3 separate regions of the Mus musculus genome follow, and regions 1 and 2 are each linked to region 3. Evidence: chromatin loops called from intact Hi-C (ENCODE). Cell type or tissue: heart. All regions are shown on one strand.

Region 1 (8,000 bases), 160 kb before region 3:
TAGCCAGTACACACCCATTGGAGCTGAAGAGATGGCTCAGAGGCTAAGAGCACTAGCTGCTCTTCCAGAGGTCCTGAGTGCAATTCCCAGAAACCACATGGTGGCTCACAACCATCTGGATTGAGATCCAATGCTTTTTTTCTGGTGTGTCTGAAGACAGCTACAGAGTACTCATATACATAAAAATAAATAAATCTTTCCCCCCAAATCACCCAGAATCCCAGTTTTTGAACATAACTGTTCATGCATTTGCCCATTTTAGCCTAGCTATTATCCATGAGCATGGACAACAAGGGGACCGCGACAAAAATGGACATATAATGCATTCTGTCTTTTCTCTACTTAGCATGATAGCAAGCATTTCCATGTTTGTCACTGTGCATGTGTGTGAGCACATGTGCACATGAATGTACACGTGTGCATGTTGCATGTGGAGGCCACGAGTCAATGTTGGATGTCTTCCTGAATCATTCACTTTATCTTCTAAGATGGGGTCTCTGCCCCCCAGATCTCACTGAGTGTGTTAGGCCCAGAGATCCTCCTGCCTCTGCTCTCATCCAATGCCAGGGTTACATACACACATAACCACACCCAGCTATTATGGGATTGCTGGGGAGAGCACCTCCTGCTCACCTAGCAAGCTCCTTACCATCTGGACCATCTTCCCTGTTCCCGTGATTATCATTTTAGTGTCTGTATAGTAGTCCAGAGAGATACTTTAGTCATGGTCCCTTCAGATCAGGATTTATGTTTTCTACTGTTGTATCTTGGTGCTATGGGGATTATTACCCAAGGGACAGTTGCAGTTATTTATTTATTTATTTATTTATTTAAAAATTATGTATTTTATGTGAGTACACTGTTGCTGTCTTCAGACACACCAGAAGAGGGCATCGGATTCCATTACAGATGGTTGTGAGCCACCATGTGGTTGCTGGGATTTGAACTCAGGACCTCTGAAGAGCAGTCAGTGCTCTTAACCACTGAACTATCTCTCCAGATTGCTGCTGTTATTTTGTTGTTGTTGTTGTTGGTTTTTTTTTTTTTTTTTTTTTTTTTTTTTTTTTTTTTTTCGAGACAGGGTTTCTCTATAGCCCTGGCTGTCCTGGAACTCACTTTGTAGACCAGGCTGACCTCGAACTCAGAAATCCACCTGCCTCTGCCTCCCGAGTGCTGGGATTAAAGGCGTGCGCCACCACGCCCGGCTTTGTTGTTGTTTTTGAGACAGGTTCTCTTTACATATCCCTAGCTGTCCTGAAATTCACTATGTAGACCAGGCTGGCCTTGAACTCACAGAGACCCACCTGCCTCTGCTTCCCAAGTGCTAGGATTAAAGTCATGTACCACCATGTCTCATATGGGCAGACTTTCAAATGCAACACTTTGTTAGATAAGGTCTCAAAAAATAGTTCTATTACCTCAAAGGAATGGCAAATATTGAGCTTTCTTGCAAGCATATGTCTGTTGCTTTCCAAAAGGGTTTCACGAATCATGCCACTGGGTATGTGCGAGGTCATGGAAATCCCCCAGCAATGTGTGGATTTTAATAAAATTTTATTAATTTAGTAAAGTTAAATGCTATCTTTTAAAAGATTTGCTTTTATTTATGTGAATGCCTGTGTATCTTCTTGAGTATGTACCCACCTGTGTGCCAGCAGAGGGTAGAAACTAGAGTTACAGGTAGCTGTGAGCCACCTTATATGGATGCTGGGAACTGAATTCCAGCCCTCTACAAGAGCAACAAGTGCTCTTAACTGCTGAGCCACCTCTACCAGTCCCAGATGCTATCTTTTTTAAATGCTATTTTTTAAAAGATTTATTTATTACATGTAAGTACACTGTAGCTGTCTTCAGACACACCAGAAGAGGGCGTCAGATCTCGTTATAGATGGTTGTGAGCCACCATATGGTTGCTGGGATTTGAACTCTGGATCTTCGGAAGAGCAATCGGGTGCTCTTACCCACTGAGCCATCTCACCAGCCCTTAAATGCTATTTTTATTTCCACAAATGAGAGAAAAATTTCAGAAGCTACATTTTAATGGGAAAACATCTAGCAGTAAGAAGAGAAGTCCTGGTACCAGGCTCCCTTATCCCCCATCACCACAGGGTTGAAATACCCAGTCAAGTGGGTTGTACTGAATTTATTACTTGTACTGTTGGAAGTCACAGATAGACAGTTTGTACTGCTGAACTACTTTTTTTAAAAAAGATTTTATTTATTTATCTATTATATGTAAGTACACTGTCGCTGTCTTCAGACACTCCAGAAGACCGAGTCAGATTTCGTTACAGATGATTGTGAATCACCATGTGGTTGCTGGGATTTGAACTCCGGACCTTCGGAAGAGCAGTCGGGTGCTCTTACCCACTGAGCCATCTCACCAGCCTCACTGCTGAATTTCTAAAGCAGCAGCATAAGCTAATGGTCCAGAAGGATGAGACTGGCAGTGTGCGAGCTACCGTCTGATGACTGCCATCCACACCGGAAAAGATCTCCAGGCAAACAGAATCTGCTGTGGTGTTCATGTCTTCTTGGAGGGAGCCAAGCCTCTTAGCTTTGCTCTGTGTATCGGCTCCCAGTAGAACTGGGCTGAGAAAAGACCACTCCAGTTTTCTTGGTTTTAAATTGCTCATTTGCCTGAAAGGAGTGATTTGAAATTTGTGAACCAGAATCTTGGAAACTCTCAGATGGATGCAGATGGTAGAAACAATTTTAATTAGGGAGTCTTTCTTCCATAAAAAAATCAAAAATCAAATCAAATCAAATAAAATCAGGGACTGGTGAGACGGCTCCACAGGTTAAAAGCCAAGAATGAACTTTTCCCAGTCTGTAGGCTGCCGCTTTGTCTGAAAGATGGTGTCCTTTGCCTTACAGACACTTTTTAGCTTCATGAGGTCCCATTTGTTAATTGTTGTTCTTGGTGTCAGTTATATCAATGCTCTGTTCAGAAAGCCTACCCCTTTCTTCCCTTCATTCAGGGCAGGGTGGAAGTAGGAGGGTCAAAAGTTCAAGGTCATACTCAGTTACAAAGCAAATTTGAGACAAATTTGGGCTACATGAGACCCTGTCTCAAAATAAAGTAAAATAACGAGAAACTGAGCATTCATTTCATCTAAATGTTAGGGTGAAACAATATTCCTGTGGTTTTTATTTTACACACAGAAACTACTCTAAGAAGCTAAAAGCCAGGCCGGGCAGTGACGGTGCACACCTTTAATCACAATACTTGGGAGGCAGAGGCAGGCAGATCTCTGGGAGTCTGAGTCCAGCCTAGTCTACAGAGTGAGTTCCAGGACAGCCAGGGCTATACAGTCTTGGAGGAAGAAGAGGAGGAGGAGGAGGAAGGGGAGGAGGAGGAGGAAGAAGGGGACAGGGAGGGGAGGAGGAGGTGGAAGAGGAGGAGGAGAAGAGAAGGGGGAGAAGGAGGAGAGGGGGAGGGGGAGGAGGAGACAAGGATGACAACGCTAAAGGCCTTGCCCAAAGGTCATATGCCTCACAAATGGTTATAAAAGTTACTCAAGTCTTTTTACTTCTACCAAGGAATCGCCCTTCTCAATCTTTTTTTTTTTTTTTTTTTTATTATATCTAAGTACACTGTAGCTGTCTTCAGACACACCAGAAGAGGGCATCAGATCTCACTGCAGATGGTTGTGAGCCACCATGTGGTTGCTGGGGTTTGAACTCATGACCTCTGGAAGAACAGTCGGGTGCTCTTAACTGCTGAGCCATCTCTCCAGCCCCCACTCTTCCCAATCTTAACTTAAAAAAAAAAAAAAAAAAAAAAGAAAGGAAAAAAAAAAAAAAAAAAAAAAAGGCTTAACTCACTGAGGTTGCCAGACATGTGGGCAAGACAAGAATCAGATGAGTACAGACTGCGAACAGCAGGTGGCGCAGTGCCCTCGGTGTTCCAGGCTGTGCCTCACGGTCCTCTGAAACCAAGGTCAATATGGACAGCCACAGGAAGCTTGAGTAACTTGTGACCCACCTCTCTCTCATTCTCTCTCGTCCATCTTCTCCTAAACTGGGTAGGCCCTCCCCATGCGTGTTCTCACTCTTTGCTGCAGCAGATCTCCAAGGAATGAATGAGCTTGAGAAAGTAGTCAGCTGAGGGATGGCTTGGTGATTAAAAGCGTGGCTTTTGTAGATTTTGGTTCTATGCACCCAAGTCAGCAGGTTCCTAACTGTAACACCAGCTCCAGGGGCTCCAAGGGCGTGCATATATACCACCCACACACATACACTTCATCAACTTCCACATTTACTACAGAAAAGCTCCTGCCTCAGAGGCTGGGCCATTGCCAGAGGCTTCCATTTGTACCATTCACTCAATTCTCTCGCTATACTTTGAGATACAAATGTCCTGCCCTTGTAATAGATCACAGAGGGCACTTAGATTGTGGTAGAGGTAGAAAGATTTGTGTGAGCTTGAAGCTGGACAGCCTGGAAATCGGATTCAGCTGGAGTATTTGTGCAAAGTACTTAATGCCTCGGTTAGACTGTAAAATGGTGATGTTATAAGTAACCCTGTAGACTTATTATGATGATAAAAAAAAAAAACCCAGAAACACCATCTAATAATTATTGGAAGATGCCTTAAGACCTTTAAAATGAAGAGGGCTGAAGAAATGGCTTAACACTTAAGAGCATTTGCTGTCTTTGCAGAGGACTGGGGGTTAGATTTCTGACCTCTGCACTTCTGCAGTGACATGAGCCCCAAATAAACAGATAAGTAAATAAAGCAATAAACTAAATAATGAAATAATTAAAAACCATTCACAGCTGGGCATGGTGGCGCACGCCTTTAATCCCAGCACTTGGGAGGCAGAGGCAGGCGGACTTCTGAGTTCGAGGCCAGCCTGGTCTACAGAGTGAGTTCCAGGACAGCCAGTGCTACCCAGAGAAACCCTGTCTCGAAAATTGAAAAAAAAAAAAAAAAAAAAAAAAAAAAAAAAGAATTCAGAAGCAGTAAAAACAATTTTAGATAAGGGCTTGGAATGATCAAAAATGTAGTATTTCATGTAGAAAAAGAATGCTTAAGTATTTTTGCTTAGCCAACATTCTAGCTAGTAATTTAATTTAATTCTAGCATTTAAGTTGTTATAACTGAAAGAGGTAAATTTGGTTTAAAAATGTCCCCAGTAAGTTAATTGTTCAACAATTTGGTTTAAAAATTTGGTTTAAAAATGTCCCCAGTAAGTTAATTGTTCAACAATTGATCAAGTTGATAATTTAGTGAATTTTGGTGTTTGGTTACATTGATTTTTTTTTTAAATTCCACTGTTCTTTTTTTTTTTTAAGATTTATTTATTTATTTATTTATTTATTATAAGTACACTGTAGCTGTCTTCAGACACTCCAGAAGAGGGCGTCAGATCTCGTTACAGATGGTTGTGAGCCACCATGTGGTTGCTGGGATTTGAACTCCGGACCTTCAGAAGAGCAGTCGGGTGCTCTTACCCACTGAGCCATCTCACCAGCCCCTACATTGATTTTTTAAAAAATTAATTTTAAAAAATGTATGCGCATACCTGGGTGAGTTCTGAGTACACCATGCACACACAGACCTTTGCAGAGGTCAAAAGGTGTCAGATTCCCCTGGCACTGGATAAGCCGTCTTATGTGGGTGCTGGGAGCTGAATGCAGTCCCTTTGAAAGTGCAGTAAGTGCTTTAATGTTTGAACCATCTCTCCAACCCAGGTTTGCACTGACTTTGGCATACAGACTTGTATTGATTGAACAGGGAGTGGTACTCAATGCATTTATACACTTACTGAATTAATTAATGCATGAATAGATGAATCAGAAGGATCTTGACATCAGTGAAATGATTCTTCTCTACTTAATGACTTCATGTGATGTCAGCATTTTAAGATCCCCGGACTTTCTGAGTCATGGAAACTGCCTCCCACACATCCCCTCCTCCCCCCTCACAATGCACTCACTGCCTACTCTGAGGCGACTTAATGAGAATGAGTGATTCCCTGCAGCCTCCCCGGGGGTAGCAGCTTCCAGAGGAGCCAAGCCTGGCTCATCCACTCACCTGCCATAGAGCACCGGCCTTGGCAGTTTACCTTGAGTTGATTCCTCATTTATCATGCAGGGATAAGTCTGAGATCTGACCTACTTCTCCTTAGCATGGCTAAGGACATAAAAAATACACAGTTCCCTGGGATCAGGAAAGTGCTGGGTGGGTGACAGCCCATCCTTATGAAAACCAAGCTTGGCAATGAAGGGGTTATTAGAGGCAGGGAGATCCAGCAGGAGGAGGGGCAAACCTGCTCTCCAGTCTCTTGATATCCTGGTCACTAACATCCACAATAGACAGGGACTGCACCTGTTAAACTGCCTTCCCCAAGTCACCTGCCAGTGCAAAACAGGAAAATTCCAGTGGCCCTACCAAGGCCTCCACTGTCCGCTGAGGGATGAAGTCACTGCCTGCAGTCAGCCGGTGAGACCAGATGAGGAAGCCTAGATCCAGACATAAACAGGCTGGCTTCTCTTTCCATCCTTCACAGCTATAGTCAGCCTGCTGGGTGGGGGTAAAGGGAGCCCAATGGCCACCGTGAGGGGATTTAGGTGGGGAGAAGAGAGCGCAGCTGGGGTGACAGGGACAGCAACAGTCCAAGCCTGAGAACCGCATCAAAGACAAACCATGAAGGACCTGGGGAAGGCTATTTACTCTGTCCTTCCTGTTCCCAAGCCTAAGAGGGAAATCATCACAGGGAGAAAAAGACATCCTTAAAGGACAAAGGGCCTGCCATCGGGGTCCACTTTTAGTGCTTGTTGGTGTCGACCTTCCAGCTAGAATCAGTAGACCCATCACTGCTAGGGGACACTGCCAGGCAGTGGCTCAGGTGCCTGGCCTCTGTGTGTGTCTGTGTGTGTGTGTGTGCATGTATGTGCCCCCAACTCCATCAACCCCAGGGGAACCCTACCATAACAGCTGATCACACTGGCAAGGTGCATTTTACCCGTCATGTAAAAGCTCATCCCCTTGAATAATATTTCTGAGTTAAAGTACTTAGATATGAACAGACTCTGGAAGGTTCTGAGGCTCAGCTCATCCAATTACCACGCAGCAATGGAGTCCCATCGTCTCCTTGGATATCTGGCTTAATAAAGCCTGACCCCCAAGACTATTATATGCCCAAAAGTCCTGTAAGAATGGGATCTGCTTTCAATATTATATCAGGCACACTAAATACACTTATATTTTACATTAACTAGAAAATGTTTACTGTGGAAAAGATAAAAAAGATCTTCTTCTTCTTCTTCTTCTTATTATTATTATTATTAATCCTTTCCCCATGTGTATGGTATGTATGTGCTTGTATGGGCTTTTTTGCACGCGTGTGTGAGCTTATGTGTGCATATGCATGTGGAGGCCCAGGGTTGATGTTAGGAACACCCTGCATTGCTCATCCAGCTTCCTGAGTTAGGTCCCTCGGTCACACTCAGAGCCAGTCAGTATGATCCCTTGTCTGCCTCCAGAGAACCACTTGGCATTTATGTGGGCTCCTGGGGATTTGAACTTGGGTCCTCACTCTTGCTCAGGGAGCATTTACTGCTGAGCCATGTTCCCAGCCCCAGAATCTTATTCTTTTCTGTTTTGAAACTGTTAAGCCACACATACTCACTCACTACCTAGGTGGCCACATTCTCTGAGCTGTCTCACACAGGCACAGGAAGTCCGATAGAGCAGGGGAAGAGTCAAGCCATAGCAGTATTTCCGAGCAGAGAATTTAGAGGTTGCTAAAGTTAAATGTGAATGGGGTTGACGTAGTGACTTGTTTTCTGGACACGTAATTAAAATGTCTTGTTTTTCACTCCATTCCTCTCTTACGTTTTAGATCAAAAAATCTTTTTGGTATGTGTCTTGTGTCTTCACAGGCCTTTGGGCACAGCTCCCTGGCTGGAGGCCCTGTGCCAGGGAACCTACTGACTGGATGCTTCTGCTTGTGGCTATTGATGGTGACTGTCAAGAATTTGGCCTGCTC
Region 2 (8,000 bases), 110 kb before region 3:
TGCTTTGCCTAGAGCGAGGCCACCGCAGGAGGGCGTTTGCATCCACTCCGCTGAGCCTGGGCCAAGTAGAAGATCTGGATGCTAAAGCCTATTGCGACTCCTGCTGGCCATTTGGAGCGCTCCGAAATCCCGATTCTCCTGAAGCTGAGTAAGGGTAGAAACCTAGACTTTGAACGTACCCTAAACGCTGTAAAGAACAGCATCATTCCTAATGCTAAAGGCATTGACAACTCCTGGATGCTCGGAGCACTCTGTAATCCCGATTTACCAGAGTCTGAACAGGTAACTTGGAGCCTGAAATATGAATATCCTAAAGATCCGTGTAAAGAACAACAGAACACAAGATTCTGACTAAAAGAACTCCAGAATCCAAACTATTTCACCAAGTGTAAATTACTAGCTGGCAAAGCGTAGTGGTTAGATCTCCTGTTCTAAATACAGCTTTTTTAAGGTTTGAATCTGGCTCTTAAGTCTCTGCTGGCTGTGTGCCTTTGGACAAATGACTTCTCAGGGCTTTATCTCTTAAAAAAACGAGTATAATAGTACAGGGCTCTTCACAGGGCTGTTGACAATTATCAGATGATATAAAACATTTAACAATGCCTTACATATTTAAGGACTCAAACTATATAATTAAGCACACATGCACTACCATAAGAGTTTGTCTGGACCCCATAACGAACTGTGCAACCTCAGGCAATTCAGCCTGATATCTGGAATCTGAGGAACCGGTCTGTACGACCACAGGAACCTGTGACAGAGCCTCTGGTTACCAGATGGAAAGCCACATGGACACACTCTGTTAAGAACCCATCTCTGCCATCCCTACTTGCAAATGTTTTTAAAAGCTTGTCAAGTCTCCGGGATTTTTATCCTGCACCTTTGTCAAAGAATCAATCCTAGCCTTGTTTAAATGTGTGGGAGTGGAGAATGAAAACGAAGGTAGAAAAAGAAAAGAAAAAAAAAAAAAACCAAAACCAAACCAAAACAAACAAACAAAAACCCTGCCTAGCCTGTCTTCCAAAGCTGGAACACCTCTGGAATTCCTAGTCGACTCTGGTCTGTGCTGAGGAAGCAAAGCCTGCGAACTCCAGCTAGGTCCCTCACATCCGGTAGGTGGAGCCTCTTGCTTGGTTTCTAAGCAGTCTGTCTGCAAGCATTGGTGGGTACAGATCCTTCCAAGAGCTCACAGATCATCTGCCTCCAACCTTGAGGATGCCCAGACAGGGCATCTGCAATCCTCCAAGAGCAGTCTAGGGAACAGACTGGCCACTTGCCGGTGCAGTAAGCAGTCACCCTAATAATTTAATGTCTTCCTTTTCAACTCCTCCTAGGATGTCAGTTTCTGGAGAGATTATTTTCATGCCGATGTCCTTAAAGAAGAGCTATGGGTTGTTTAGCTACCGGTTAGAATCCCTTGGTTGTTTAAGAAACACTGTAGCTAGGTCGCATCTGAAGAGATCCTGGTGTGACTCACTCAAGGGAAAACCTGAGTTTAGATAAGCCTGAGTCACTACATAAGGAAAAAACCTAGAGGGAAGAAGACTCACATCCTGTAAACAATCAGCTACATCACAGTTATTTGGGGGAAAGAGCCAAGATAATCGAGTCTTAACAGAACTCAGCCTCATTTAGGTGGGGGGTGGGGGGAAACAACAGTAAAAATACAAAACAGATTTCTGGGAGTATTAGCCCCCAAGTGACAGGCAGCCTTTTAAACTAAGGGTGGGGGTGGGGGAGACACTTCTGGACTATAGTTTCTAAAAGTAGGTTGGCAAATTGAGACAATGTTTTTAGTAATAATCAAAAATTATATTTTTAACACTAGATAGTAGACTGTCCCCACGGCAAGGAGGCTGGCTGCCTTCTCTCCAGCCCGCCTCTTTCCTCTGGTGACACCTGTCTCTCCCTCAAGTCTTAGCTATTTCAAGTGAGTCAGGATCTCTCTAAATATAACAAAAACAAAACAAAACTTCATAAACTTCCTTCAACATCCCGAGTCTCCAGCAGAACTTACAGTATTTTAAAGAGGAAGATGATCAATACACTAACCAAAAGAGAGAGAGATACACGCTCACACCATATTTAGAGACAGCTTTCCAGATCATAGAAAGAACCAAAACTGGCTCTAAGAACCTCCCTCCCCTCCTGGCTCCACCCCCACAGACGACTTTAAATAGCCTCTTTTCTACTTCTGCCCCACCCCATTCCAGTGCTCCCCCCCCCCATTTCTTATTAAAGACATGATTACCACTACATAGTTACAGCAATTATTATCTCTCCCCCTTAAGAATTATAGTAGTGTTTTTTCCCCCTCCTGCTTCCATTGGTACTGGGGCTATTTGCAAATTCTCTGAATTCCTTTCCTTATATGGAATATCTCTCCTTGATCTATCAGCGGCTCTTTTGAAAAACCTAAATAAACGTCCTGCAGGAGATTTTGGGGGTGACTGGGCATCCTCCATGGAGCACATACAAAGGAGACATCTGACCCACATTATACAAAACAGGCTCAGAGTTGTGAAGGCTTTTTGTTGTTTTTTTACCAGGTAGGTTTTAGCATGAGTTTTAGCTAAACCAGTGTTTCCCCCAAGACCCCCTTTCCAGAAAACTAAAATGTTTCTTTTTGTCTGATCCCAGTGTTGGTTGTCTGGTGGACCACTACCAAGAACACTAGATAAATCTCTAGCCTTTCATGATACAAAGGCTTGTTCAGACTTCAAAATCCTTGGGTAATCTGCATTACACATTCTCCAAAATAAATAAATAGATAAACAGAAATAGATAAACCGACCAAAAATTACAAACTGCGGTTGAACTTGGGGGTCTAGCCTCTGGGTGTAGCTTTCTGTGCTGCTCACACATTCTTGGAATTGTTATCAGTTTCTCAAGGAATTCTTTTCTAATTGAGCCTCTAGGCTTAATTGGCTTCTCCAGTGGAATGTAGTGGTGCGAAAAGTCAGTGCATTGGGAAACTGACCGTCAGCTTGACTTTCTAGACAGAAGTGGCTAGCTCTAGGGTGGAGAGGGTGCTTAGCAGAACTGGAACTGTGTCTATCACCCCCCTGGAAGCACGTCTGTGGTGGTTGTCAGAGGGCTGACAGGTGGGGGCGGGGCGGGCAGGGGGCAGCCAGCTCGCTATGCCATATAAAGCACTGAGCTATATATAACTCCCTGCGTACTTTCTGGATCTAGTGCTTCAGACTGCAGACCCAAGCAAGTATCACCTTCCCTGGGCAGGTCTTAAGGCTTGTCTAGTGAGAAAAAGAGCCTCAAAGTGTCACAGTAGCCCTCAAATTTAGCGTCTGAAGTAAAAGGATGAGTCCATTTAAAGGCCAGGCTCTGTGGACTTACTCAGACTAGGTCCATCAGCGAAAACCACCGGGGGCTGGGGGCGCGGCAAACACTAGGTATTCTGTTTTGCACAGACCTTGGTGATGACATACACCTCAGAGGTTTTATACCAGCAGGAGGCGAAGTTCACCTCCAGCTTCACCCTTTTCAGCTCCCAGCTTCGTACCCACCCACCTCCAACCAAAGGGGAGGAGGTAAAGAAGAGGAAAAAGAGAAAAAGGGAAAGGACGGAATAAAAATGAAACGTGAGCAGCAGTAGAGGCGGCATCCAGTGCTCTGGGCCACGGCCAGGCTGTGTGCAGGTGTCCCTGCAGGAGGAGGTTCGCCCTCTTCCTTTGCTCTGCAGCCCCTGTGGTGGCCCCCCGCCCCCCAGAGTGGCCACACGGACAGGAGGTGAGGGAGGCAGTGTGAGCGTGCACTTACATCTGTGGCCTTTTTCTCCGCCAGCTCCAGTTTCTCCTGGGCATCTTTGAGAGCCTCGGAGTATTTGTCCAGTTCATCTTCAGTGCCCTTGAGTTTCTTTTGCAGTGACACCAGCTCATCTTCCAGCTGGGAGTTGGCAGTGGAGTACGGGGAGGGGGGAAGGGGGAGGGGGTGGGGTGCGGCAGGCAGCGTGATCCCGCAAGGTGCGGGTTGAGGGTGCATAGACCATAAAGGACAGGGACAGCGGGAGAGAGAGAGAGAGGGAAAGACAGGGAGGGAGAGAGAAAGAGAAAGAGTTAGCCATTCGTGTGCAGTGCCTCGCCGCGCGCCCGGGGTACCTTGGCGGCGGTCTCGTCGGCAGCCAGGAGGCTGTCCTCCGCCTTGTGCAGCTCCTCTAGCACCCGGTCCCGCTCGTCCTCCGACGCCCGCAGCAGCTTCTCTTTCGCTGCGATGTCCTCCTCGAGCTGGGGTAGCGGCGAGCGGGCGCGGGCGGCCGGCATGGACCGGGTGGGAGACACATAACAAATGGGTGCCAGGTTGGCTGGAGCCCTGGGGCTAAGGGATCGCTGCTTTGGGGCTCAAGGGACCCTAAGATATCTCTCCCAGAGATCTCACTCAGTGACTCATCTCGCACACCACCCCCCAACCCGGGACCACACGCTCCGGCCGGCCGAGGACAGCAAGCTCAGGTTCTCAATTTGAGGGACTGCCGAAACATGTCCTTGTTTGGCTAGCTTTCCGTGTGTCTCCCATTCTGTCCCATCTTTGTTCTTAGGAAATAATTCAGTGACTCCCTCCTCTTCCCTTCAAAGTCTTCATCCCGTGTTGAGGGATCTTTCTCCCCAACCAAAAAGTCCAAAGAACTTCGGACACCTTAGGACTTGAGCCTTGCTCCGCTCCCCCACCCTTCCCTCCAGGCAACCCGGGAACTTGTATCCTTTCTCTCTTCCTCTTTCAAAACTGATTCCCAACCCTAAGAGTCAAGAGCCTCTCTAGGGAAGAAGCTCAGTGGACCTCGCAGACCGTGGGAGTCAGAGAAGGGCCACGAGCGTCCTCGGACGAGACAGAAAAGTTAGAATCAGTCTAACTCTCGCGCTTCTCCTTTTCTTTTTTAAACGTGCGCCCCTGGACACCCTGGCTGGGGATGGGATGAGGAAAGGGAGCCAGTTCGGGTCCCGGGGCTGAGCGACCCACGCTAAGCTGGGGCATTGGAGGTTGGGGATAAATGCAGACCTGCTTGCTCCGGTCTTCCGCCGCCTTCTTATCAGCCTCCGCTTGCTCAGCTCGATCCAAGGCGTTCTCTTTGTCGAGCTTCAGCATCTGCATCTTCTTCTTGATGGCGTCCATGGTGGCGGTGGCGAGGGGCCCTTAGGCAGCGGAGCGAGAGGAGACGCGAGCGCGGTGGGGTAGCAGAGCCGGAGTGCGAGCGCGGAGCTGCCTGCTGCTCCCTGATATGTACTTTCCCAGGGGGGCGACCGCATTCCTTAGGACAGCCAATACTTTTTTGGAAAAGCTTGTTCCTCCTTCCCCCTTTCCCAGTCTCCTGCCTCCGCCCCGTGCCCCCTCCTCGCTCCTCCCGCGGGGGCCCGCACGCCCATTCGCTGCCGCCTGCCGGCCTCCCAGTTGACGGTGGATATGACTATATATGGGGACCCGAGCCTCCGAGGCCGCGGCCGGGCGAGGCCGTCCTATTTCTAAACCTGCACGCCTGGGAAAGAGCGCCGGGACCTCGCTGGAGAGGAGCCCGGCACTGGGCGAGAGTCTCTAGCCACCTCTCAGAGCCATCGTCTGGCGGTCAAGGTCCCCAGAAGAGCCTGCCCGGAACCACCCGGAATAGGGCAGGTGGTGTGTGCGCACCGGCTCACTCTGCCTCCAGGTCCTGGGGTGCTGCTCATTGTAAGGTCCGGGGGCTGCCAGTCACGGCCACTGCCCCTCCCCTCTGGGCCTGGGAGCTCTCGGTACCCAGCTGGGTCCTTGTGGCAGCACTCAGCCCACTCACCAGTTGTCGTCCTGGGCTCTCACGGTCTGGACATTTCAACCAGAGCAGAGAAATAGAGGTGGAGGAAGGTTTGAGGGCCATTCCTGAGACCCTGTCTCTCTGCCCCTGATAGTGGACATAGTGACACACAGGCAGTCTCGAGTCTTTTCACCAAACTGGGGGTGGGTAGTAAAATACTTTAGGGACTTAAGGCCCAAAAGTGCCTGCGCTGTGCTTTGGAAAGGGCAGAGGGAGTGTGTCAGTGTGTAGCGGTCTAGGCGTTTTTCTTCCCTGTGGGAGTCAGTGGTGTGAGTGTGAGTGTGTGTGTGTGTGTGTGTGTGTGTCTGGTCTTTAGTCATCGGCAGCTGTGATTTGTAACAGCTTCAATGCTGTAGCTTCCCTCCATTTATTCATTTGCATGTTTTACTAGAGTCGGTTACTTATTTGGGGGGCGGGGTCATGGAGGTGCATTCGTGCTTTGGTGGACTGTAGAGGTCAGAGAGCAACTCTTTAAGAATCCAACACAGGGGGCTGGTGAGATGGCTCAGTGGGTAAGAGCACCCGACTGCTCTTCCAAAGGTCCGAAGTTCAAATCCCAGCAACCACATGGTGGCTCACAACCACCCGTAATGAGATCTGATGCCCTCTTCTGGAGTGTCTGAAGACAGCTACAGTGTACTTGCATATAATAAATAAATAAATCTAAAAAAAAAAAAAAAAAAAAAAAAAAAAAAAAAAAAAAAAAAAAAAAAAAGAATCCAACACAGGTCTTTGTGCTTGATAGCAAGCTCCTTTACCTGCTGAGCCATCTTGTTAGTCCAGTTTCCTTGCTTGGATCCTTACAGGGAGTTGTCTCTCTCTGTAAGGCATTTGGATGCTGGTGCTGAAAACATGGTACAAATTAGCTAAGGAAATGGTTCTATCTGTAGCCTGATCTCTGCAGAGGGAAAGGGGCCAGCCAGCTCAGCACTGAAGACAAGAGGATTGTCCCTCCGTATCGCTTTAAGTTTACCTCAAGCCAGTCCCCAAGGAGGAGAGATGCCTGATCTTTTCCAGTTCAGTGAGGCTTCAGGAGGGGAGAACCTTCCTGATGGCCAGCTGAGACAGGGTTGTGAGGGTCTTGTGACCAGTCCCTACAGAATAATTTACAGCCTGTACTACATGGATATCAAATATTCCCCAGACAGTGTCTGAGTAGATTAGGCAGGCCAAATGACTTGCTAAGCCCTTCAAGAAGAGAATGATCATATTCCTCTTTAGGATTTTATCAGGTTTCTGGCTGCCCAGGAGGGAAAACGCACCCTCTGGTAGTGACCAGAACATTGGAACAGATGAACAGGGACTCTGTGGCACAGAACATTCACCAGAGCCCTTCCTTGCCACGTGCCAAGTGGCTCAGGGCGCTGACACCCTTCCAGGCCATGGGCAGTATTCAGATATGTGGGCTATAGGAAGCTGACACTCCAGCTTGGAGTTTAACAGAGGAGAAGAATAGGGAATCTGGAATTTAGAAGCTGAGATCCAAAATGGACTTGGATACTTCTTTTTAATATAGCCGTAGCCATGGTGCAACCTCTTAAAGCCTCCGTTCTCTTCTATTAATGAAGTAGATACTGGAGTAAATACTGACTTTCTCCATGTGCTGGGCATAGTTGAAAAACTCACTCACTAAATCCATTTTAAATAAGCTAATGGTACAGTCCATTAAATATCCCACAACTGGATACCTGTTACATGCATGACAGGCAGCACTGGACTCTGAACTCAAAATTGGGTGACGTACAAATTTCTCAACCAGATGCTGAGGAAGAACAGCAGTGTAAGACCTCAGAAAGGAAGACACGGAAAGAGCCAGGGTAGAGCAAACAGACAAGGCTTCTTCGGGAAGCTTTACAACAGATTTTAGAGAAGGGTTGCAACAGGGACTGAGAAGCCCTTAACACTGGTTGGACAGTAGGCTTTCCTGAACAACAGATTGGAAAGGCAAGTTGAGGCCAGATGGCAAAGAACTTGGAATTCTAGGTTGTCCTTGAACTCCTGTCCTCCTTCCTCTGCTTCCTGAGTCCTGGGGTTACACAATACACAGCTCTTGTGTGGGTGGAAACGATAGATTTCTTTCTATCTCTCCTTACCCTTGGGCCTCTCACATACACCTGTACTCAAAGGCTGAGTCTACGGAGCTCAAGTGTTACACTGAGTTACACTGAGCTAACTTTGTGGGAGTGGAGTGCATATGCTAGAGGTC
Region 3 (8,000 bases):
TGGGCCCTGGAAGCTCTCAGGTCCATGGGGTAGGAATATGTGGTGTACAGTAACTACAGCAGAGAGGAGACAGACCCACCTTCTTCCCCTAATGGGACAACCTATGCGGTTTGCCTTCCATCTCCTCTGGGAAGGTCTCCTTGCTGTCTCCAGCCTGGACAGAGCTACTCTGGAACTTACAAATGATTAATAGTCCAGATCACAAATATTGCTGTGGTTAGGAGGAGTGTGCCAGGCCCAAATCTCTTTTCTACAAGTTGCTGGGTGTGTGGTTTTTCACAAGTCATTGGACTTTTGGGCTCTTTTCTCCTCTTCTCTTTCCATGTGTGTCTGCGTGCAGCCTCCATAAAGGTCAGAGGTCAACTTGGGGTCATTCCTCAAAAGCTCTTCATCTTGTTTGTTTGTTTGTTTGTTTTTTGAGACAGGGTCTTTCACTGGCCTGAGGATCCCCGATTTAGTAAGGCTAGTTGGCCAGCAGCAAGCCACGGGGATCCTCCTGTCTCTGCCCCCTGGTGCCAGGATTACAGGTGTGCTCTACCTTGCCTGGCTTTTTAAATGGACTCTGGGATCAAACTCATGCTCGCTTAGCAAGTGCTTTGCCAACTAAGCCACGCCCCACCCCATATCTCATTCACTGTGTAGAGCTGTGGGGAAGACATGATTTAATATACACAAGACTCGGCAATGTCTGCCACAGACAAGCCCTCAGTAAAGGCTGCTCTGAGACACGCCTCTCTCCAGCTGCAAAGCATAAGATGCTATTTTATTAAAACTCTTTGTACAATTTATTTTGATCATATTCTTTCTCTTCCCCCAGTCCCTCCCAGATCCTCTCCACCTCCACACCCGCCTGACTAAATGTTCTTTCTCTCTCAAAAAAAAAGGGAAAAAGAAAATCAGGAAGAGCAATAACAAAGCAAAAAATAAAATCAAAACAAACTAAAAAAAAAAAAAAAAAGAAAAAAAGAAAGAAAGAAAGAAAAGAAAATCAGACCAAAGAAAAGCGAACACAAAACAAAACACACACACACACACAAAGATGGGGTTCATTTTGTGTTGGTCTACTACTCTCGGGCATGGGGACTGTGCTGGAGTGTGGTGTGGTTGATCGGCCCAGTGACACTTCTAGCTTTGCAGGAAACTGATCATTCTTCTCCCCATCAGGTGTCAACTGCGAATAGCTTCTTGGTTAGGGGCGGGACTAAGTCCACTCGGGTCCTGAGACCCGACCATCACCACCATCACCACCAGGCCTAATGCTTTCACGCTGCTGTCCTCCTCTGCTCAGAGCCACAATTTTTCTCTCTCCAAACAGATAAATTTTAATTACAAAAAAAAAAAAGAAAAGAAAAAAAGTGGGGGGTGGGGGCGGGGAGGGAGGGAGGGAGGGAGGGAGAGAGAGAGAGAGAGAGAGAGAGAGAGAGAATGAATGAATGAGAATGCATATGAATATAAGGTTGTGCACAGGTAGGGAGATAAGGAGAATCTGAGAGGAATTAAGGGAGGGGGAAAGATCTAACCAAAATATCTCACCTGAAATTTTTAAATTAATCTTTTAAAAATGCCTGGTTCACGCTAAGAAATACTTCTTCGCCTGGGCAGGAACTGAAGAATGTGGAGACACAGAATTCATCGTGGCAGAGAGTTTATACATTCAAGGGGTGTTTTGTTTTGACAACAGGACTTGTGTAGTCCTGGTTGTCTTAGAGCTCTCTGTAAACCAGGCTGGCCTGGAACTCAGAGAGCCAACTGCCTTTAGTTTCCAAGTGCTGGGATTAAAGTCATGCCCCTCCCCCAAGGCTCCTTCAAGGTTTTTTTTTTTTTATTCCAATAGGTTGAACCTGACAAAAAGCTATTGAATATCCTGGCAATCTCAGATAGAAAGATATTTGCTATTATTGAGAAAAATATACTAAGAATTTAGGGATAGACCAAAAAGAGTACAGGAAATCTTTTCAACGTCACACAGGGCTTTGCTGAATAGGACCTCTCAGAAGGTGTGTGTGTGTGTGTGTGTGTGTATGTATGTATGTATGTTTGATATGTGTGAGAGGGAAGGGTTTTCACATGCTGTATAGTTCATGTGGAAGTCAGAGGACGTTTTGCATTGATTCTTCCCTCTCCACCTAATTTAGGTGGGGTCTCCTCATTGTGTAAGCCCGGCTCACCAGCAAATATCTGGAGGTCTTCCTGTCGCTGCCTCCCCTCTCTGAATAGAGGAGTGCTGGGACTGACTGCAGACACTTGGAAGATTAGGTCCTGCTTTCGTGTGGGTCTGGGTTCTGAACTCTGGTTGACAGGCACTTTGTCCCACTATGGTCTCCGTAGCACCTCAAGAAGGGTCTTCATTAATCCCAGCACTTGGGAGGCAGAGGCAGGTGAATTTCTGAGTTCGAGGCCAGCCTGGTCTACAGAGTGAGTTCCAGGACAGCCAGGGCTATCCAGAGAAACCCTGTCTCGAAAAAAAAGTCTTCAGTGCTCTCCAGGAAACATCTCCACATCACTTGTCTCATTACTTTTCTGTTAAACCCCTCCCCTCCACAGTAGGAAGTTGCATGTTAATTTGCTGGTTTTTAGCCAGATTAAAGGACTATCTAAAGATTATATATGGTTTAATGACCCTAAAGGAACGTAACTATGTTTAGAACCACCCTCCCAACCTTGTCTTTTTTTTTTTCTTTTAAATGCAAACAGTTTCTCCAAAGGACTTGGAATCATCATTAGGTCATCTGAATGGTTTCTTCATTAATGAGTTAAAAGCCTATGCATATATTCTATGTTGGTATTACAGTACTGATTTTTTGTTTGTTTGTTTGGCTTAAGGTTTTTGTTTTCAAGGCTGGGTTTCTCTGCGTATCCTTGGCTATCCTGGAACTCAATCTGTACACCAAGCTGGCCACAAATTGACAGAGATGCCCCTGCCTCTGCCTCCTGAGTGCTGGGATTAAAGGAGTGCACTACCACCGCCTGGCTGACAGTCCTGTTTTTAACTTTTGTAAATTATATGTTGACATTCTGAAGAAGACGCTCCAGAGTACAGCTGCTAGCCTGAAGCAGATGTTTCTCCACCAGACCTTGGTCTCAGCTTTCCATGGGAGACTCTGGGGAAAGAGAAGAAATACCAGTAGGGTGGGTGTTGGGAGGCAGGGAGGAGCCAGATGGTTAAGAACCTGAAATCTACCCGTGCAAGTCCCCCAGGGCTTCAGCTGTCTGCTGGAGCCACCTGTGTGCACTAGGACAGGGGCCTGTTTAGTGCTTACTTAAAGAAACAGAAACCTGACAAGATCCTGTCTACTGTGTTGTGCTTCCTTCCTGTTTTAACATTCTCTTTGCTAAGCTGAGAGCAGCTTTTCTGATCCTACTGTATCCTTAGATCCTCCCAATGACCTAAGCATTGTCCTCCACATCTCTCCTTGCACAGAAGCAAATGTCTGGGACAGCCCTACTGAACAGTGCCCTCTAGTGAGCCTTTGGGTCCCCACCTGGCATCTGTGGAGGGAATGACTGGATGACCACAGAGAGAAGATAGAGCCCATGCTCCTCCTCAGAGGACTGCCAAGCTCCTACTGTGTGCAGGTATTGTCAGCCACGGCAAGGATGGGTAGCAGTGTGATCCTCTGGCCCTCCATTTTGCTTTTATCATCAGATCTCACTACATAATATTGTTAGATTGTAGTGGGAATTTGAGGTTCTTTTAAAAACACAGAAATACTACACCAATGTGCTTTCATTTTAATCCCAGGTGTGGGATATGGGGCTGCTTCAGACTGTCCACAGCAGCTGACTATGATTTGCCTCGGGCTCTAGCAGAGGCATGGTTTTGCCATCTGCAGATAGTTTCTACAATTATGTGACATTTGGAATTCTGGGAACTTTCCAGAGGCTATATAAATGCTAGGGCCCTGAGAGGTGGGGTTGGTGGTAGTTTAGGAGAGTTAGTTGTGGCTTGTCAGTAGTTGTGCTCAAAGAATAAACAAAAGGAAAGAAATTAGATTCAGGTTCTTTCTCTCTCTCTCTCTCTCTCTCTCTCTCTCTCTCTCTCTCTCTCTCTCTCTCTCTCTCTCTCTCTCCCCCTCTCTCTCTCTCTCTCATCTAGTGGGAGGGGGTAAGAAAAGAATCCACAAAGTAGCAAAAGGTAGATATACTAGTCTGTGTTTTTCTACTGAATGTATACAGAAATAAAAAGCTGAATAACAACAACAACAAAAGCCATGGTTGGGCCTGAGTGACGTCAGTGTGGGCAGTGTTGAGTGTTTCCTCAGAGCACACTCGTGGGTGTGAGCCAGCTCCCACCTTTGTAATTAGGCTTGGCTTAGCAGCTGTAGAGCAAGTACCAAGGACAAGAATTCAGTCACCTTGACTGTGGGCAATCACGTCGCCTTTCTGGGTCTTACTCTTCCGTGACGTAAGAAAGCGCCATACAATTGTCCTGAGGGTTAAGATAATTAAGCCTTCTAAAGCCCTTTAAATTGTACCTTTTGCATATTAGGCATTGAGTTGGGGGTTTGCTAAGGGAAAGGATGTTAAAAGGTGAAGTCATATCCAATTAATAATCTGACTACCAAATGAAGTAGTCAGATTAATTAATAATATGATAATTAATAATACAACTACCAAATGAAGCAGGTTCCCCCTAATCTGTAATTTTACTGGTTTGTGGTTAACTGGGATTGAATAAGTAGAACATTCAAGAACTAAATCAATACATAGTTTGAAGCAATCTTGCTCCATCCTGCTCTATCCTACCTGGGATGTGATGTATCCTTTTGTCTAATGTATCCGTGATGTACATGCCTCCTGCCTATTAGTCATTTAACAGGGAAAGCCTGGTAGGGAGTATTAATGTACACACTGACATCTACTACTTGGTCTTAGTATTATTACCACCTCATAAGGGAATTGGAGGCTTTTACAGGACCCCGGATCCCACAGCTCCAGGGCACTGTGGTACTGTCAAGCTCAGAATTTAGAGAACACCTGGGTGTTTAATGTCATGCTGGGCGTGGGAACCCAAGGGAAAAGGCAGGTGAGCAACCTGTGGGCTGGAGGGTCAAAGCTCCAGGGCTGGCCAGAGCCCAGGACTCAGCAGTAAGGAATCTTTTGTGCTGTGGTTCAAAGGTAGAGTAAGGGGTAGGAGGAAGTGGGAAGGTGAAGGTGGTTTTTATAGCTGTCAATCAATGAGTTAGCCAGCCTACAACCCTCAGGCTTGAGACACCTGGCAATGAAAGGTGATGGGGGAGGTGTGTTGTAGCAAATATTAATATTAATATTGAGGGTTTCTATCCTACCTTAGATTATTTAGTTCCCAAATAAAAGACACAAAAACCTTTATATTTATAATAAGCCTTAAAACACTAGAGCTGGGCAGATATTAGTCCTCTATGCTATTTTGTCTACTCCCCTGTCAATAGCCACAAGATATCACTTGCCACGTTCTACCTGAGCCATTCCTACTCCAATTCCATTCCTCATGGCCATGTAGTCACAGTCCATCTACCTGCCTACCTCTCTTCTGTCAGGCTACATGCTGTAGGCATCTTTATTAACCAATCACAGAAAAGTTGGGGGACAAGATTTTTACCACAAAAGCTGGTATATATATGTGAGGATCTGCTCATCTTGGAACAATGTGGGAAACAGAATTTAGCATTCGAATACAAGCAGCATCAGACCAACCCACCACGGGGGTGGGAGGAGCAGCCTCCTGTGTAAATGGTCTAGGAGGCACCCCCAGTGGAGACAGTGGCCCTGGGGAAAGAGGAAAGAGGGTATGGAGAGTGTGAGGGGTTCGGGAACAGAGCAGATGAGATGAAGGTACAGTGGGGGCTTTGCTTGGAAAAGAAGGCTAGTGACAGGAAAAGGAAGATGAACGAATGTACGAACACATCTGGAAGCAGGGAGGGTGTGTGTCTGAGCTTGTCCTTACAATAAAAACAGCTGAGATAATTCTTGGGGGTGGAGGGAGGGATTGTGTACCGGCAGTCAGGGTTGGTGTGGTCAGAGCCTCCTCCTATGTTCCTATGCCTTTGTGTGAGCTGCTCCCACTGCCACCCTTCCTGTGGGCTCCAGGTGGCGCAGGGTGGGATGACAAACCTTAAAGTACATGTCTTATCTTGCCTTGAACTGGCACCAGGGGCCAACATCAATCATCTCTGAGCTAGGTCTCTTGATAGTGCTCCCAACGGCTTTGGTAAAGCCATGGCTGGATCTCTGGAGAATCCTTGATGCAACTGAAAGAACCTAGTGGGGAAACCCCCACTCAACTCCCGATTCGGCGTACACCCAAGAATCACGAATAGAACACAACACCTTGATGTAACAACACTAGGTATTTTAATGGTGGAGCTCTGGGTCTAAACGTATCTCACACAGGAGACAGTGGATTCGACCACGAGGCTTGGAAGCTAGGGGTTTTTATAGAAAAGGAGTGGGGCTGGGGGAGGAATTGGCACGGTTTCACATGATTGGTCCATTTAAATATCAGCAGCCTGTAACATTTAACTTAGGTCAGAGGGGTAGGAGATAGGGAGGCGATGGGCCTGCCCGGGCATGTCCTGGTCTGTTCTGCTATGTTCTCAGCTCCAGGTTTCAAAGCTCACAAACAACTCTTTGGGCTATTTGACATACATTACATGAATCACAGGTCTCAAGTTTTATTTCCTTTCACAACCTTGAGGGTAAGTTTTGTAGTTGTGACTCCTTGTGAGACAGCAAGGGTCCACTAAAAAAATAAAATAAAATAAATAAAAAATTTTAAAAAACCCACTAAAACCAAAAAAACCCCCAACCTATTAACAGGAAAGCTGTGAAATGCATCCTTAGATTACAGCTCCTCTCCTCTGTAGGGTTCCAGTGTGGTTTCTCTTGCAGCTACCCCACCTCTCTCCCTAGGGTCCCCAGAGCTAAGCCCCTTATCTGATCATCAGTGGTGATGGAAAAAGATGTGTGGTTCTAGCCACGCTCTGGTTCAGTGAGTTCACCAGTCTCTAGAAAACCAGTGACACTTGCCGGTGGCTCTTCAGCCACAAGAACACGAATGCAGATGGAAGCAGAGCCGTCATCTTAAGAATGTTTCCAAATGGCATAGATGGTCCTGAGGAAGTCTGACATCTAACCACCCATGCCAGCGCTCCAGCCATGTGTGCAGGAACCTGTGGAGGGTACAGGTTTCTAGTCTGAAGGAAATAACTCCAGTGTTGTATCTTTTAACATGCAGAGCTATTTGGGGTCAAACCAGGCCTTAGGGCCCCTTCACACACACACACACACACACACACACATACACACACACACACACACACACACACACTCTTATGCACAGCAGAACCTTTATTCATATGGTGTTTGACAGTTGATAAAGGGCCTGTCACTTTCTCTCAGGATCACCATGGCTATTTTAGTGGCCTTGGCTTGACTGTCCCCTAGGCTTGAGAACCACCAATCTTTTTCTTTTCTCTCCTTCTTAAGCAGAGGAGTCATGATGTGGTATGGCTGTCTGTAGATTGGGTGGGTGACTGGAAACACAATCCCGGAGGACACCAGCCATTGTCCACAACTCAGTCATTCTGGGAGAGGGAGTACAGCCAAGCTAGATCCAGGGTTATTTTTAATCCCCAGAGATGCAGCATTTTTGAACCAACAGCCCTAGGCCAGGAGGCCCTGCCAAAGAAAGAAGTATGACCCAGAGGAGGTGTCAGAATGCCATGGCTTCACGCTGCCCCTCCTCAGAAACCAGAGTTGAGTGATGGGTGTATTTTTACACACACTGACTGGCTAGGCACTCTTCTTGCCGTGGGGTTCTGTGAGGACCATGTGGGAGCCCCATGCTCCAAGCCCTTTAGCCTGGGCCTAACCTGAGATGTAGGCTGGCTGTCTTGGGACCAGAAGAGCTGACCTTGCAAGGGCCCCATGCAGTTGATACTGTTTCTGCTCCCACTCTCTCCATTTACCACCCCAACTTCCCCTCCAGCCTGACAAACACTTTCCTCTCTCCTTTTCTT

The links. Peaks named below come from ENCODE experiments on the same cell type or tissue, not always from the same donor. Only the 100,000 strongest peaks of a DNase experiment are listed, where the experiment ranks them.
Region 1: it touches region 3 in a loop (6-fold over the local background); 5 of 42 quality-filtered maps call a loop at or near these places.
Region 2: it touches region 3 in a loop (6-fold over the local background); 15 of 42 quality-filtered maps call a loop at or near these places.

What each region holds. Positions count from the first base shown.
Region 1 is chr9:66,997,422-67,005,421 of GRCm38, forward strand. No RefSeq gene overlaps it. Among named protein-coding and RNA genes, the nearest start is that of Gm30639, 11 kb to the right of the region's middle. In heart, CTCF peaks have their summits at 3,883 (motif pointing right) and 5,348 (motif pointing right); a DNase peak (open chromatin) is centred at 3,900; H3K27ac peaks cover 798 bases.
Region 2 is chr9:67,044,009-67,052,008 of GRCm38, forward strand. It overlaps Tpm1 (tropomyosin 1, alpha), which reads right to left and starts at 5,205. Exons shown (of 10, transcript NM_001164248.1): 1 at 5,011-5,205; 2 at 3,778-3,903. The coding sequence starts at 5,124. In heart, CTCF peaks have their summits at 20, 1,113, 3,461 (motif pointing right), 5,391 (motif pointing left) and 1 weaker place; DNase peaks (open chromatin) are centred at 1,163, 3,413, 4,363, 5,343 and 2 weaker places; H3K4me3 peaks cover 6,304 bases; H3K27ac peaks cover 6,864 bases.
Region 3 is chr9:67,153,605-67,161,604 of GRCm38, forward strand. It overlaps Gm19299 (predicted gene, 19299), which reads left to right. Exons shown (of 3, transcript NR_045748.1): 2 at 3,422-3,576. It overlaps Gm40529 (a long non-coding RNA gene), which reads right to left. Exons shown (of 3, transcript XR_870878.2): 3 at 2,781-3,101. Among named protein-coding and RNA genes, the nearest start is that of Gm40529, 21 kb to the right of the region's middle. In heart, a CTCF peak has its summit at 3,467 (motif pointing left); a DNase peak (open chromatin) is centred at 7,717; H3K27ac peaks cover 2,806 bases.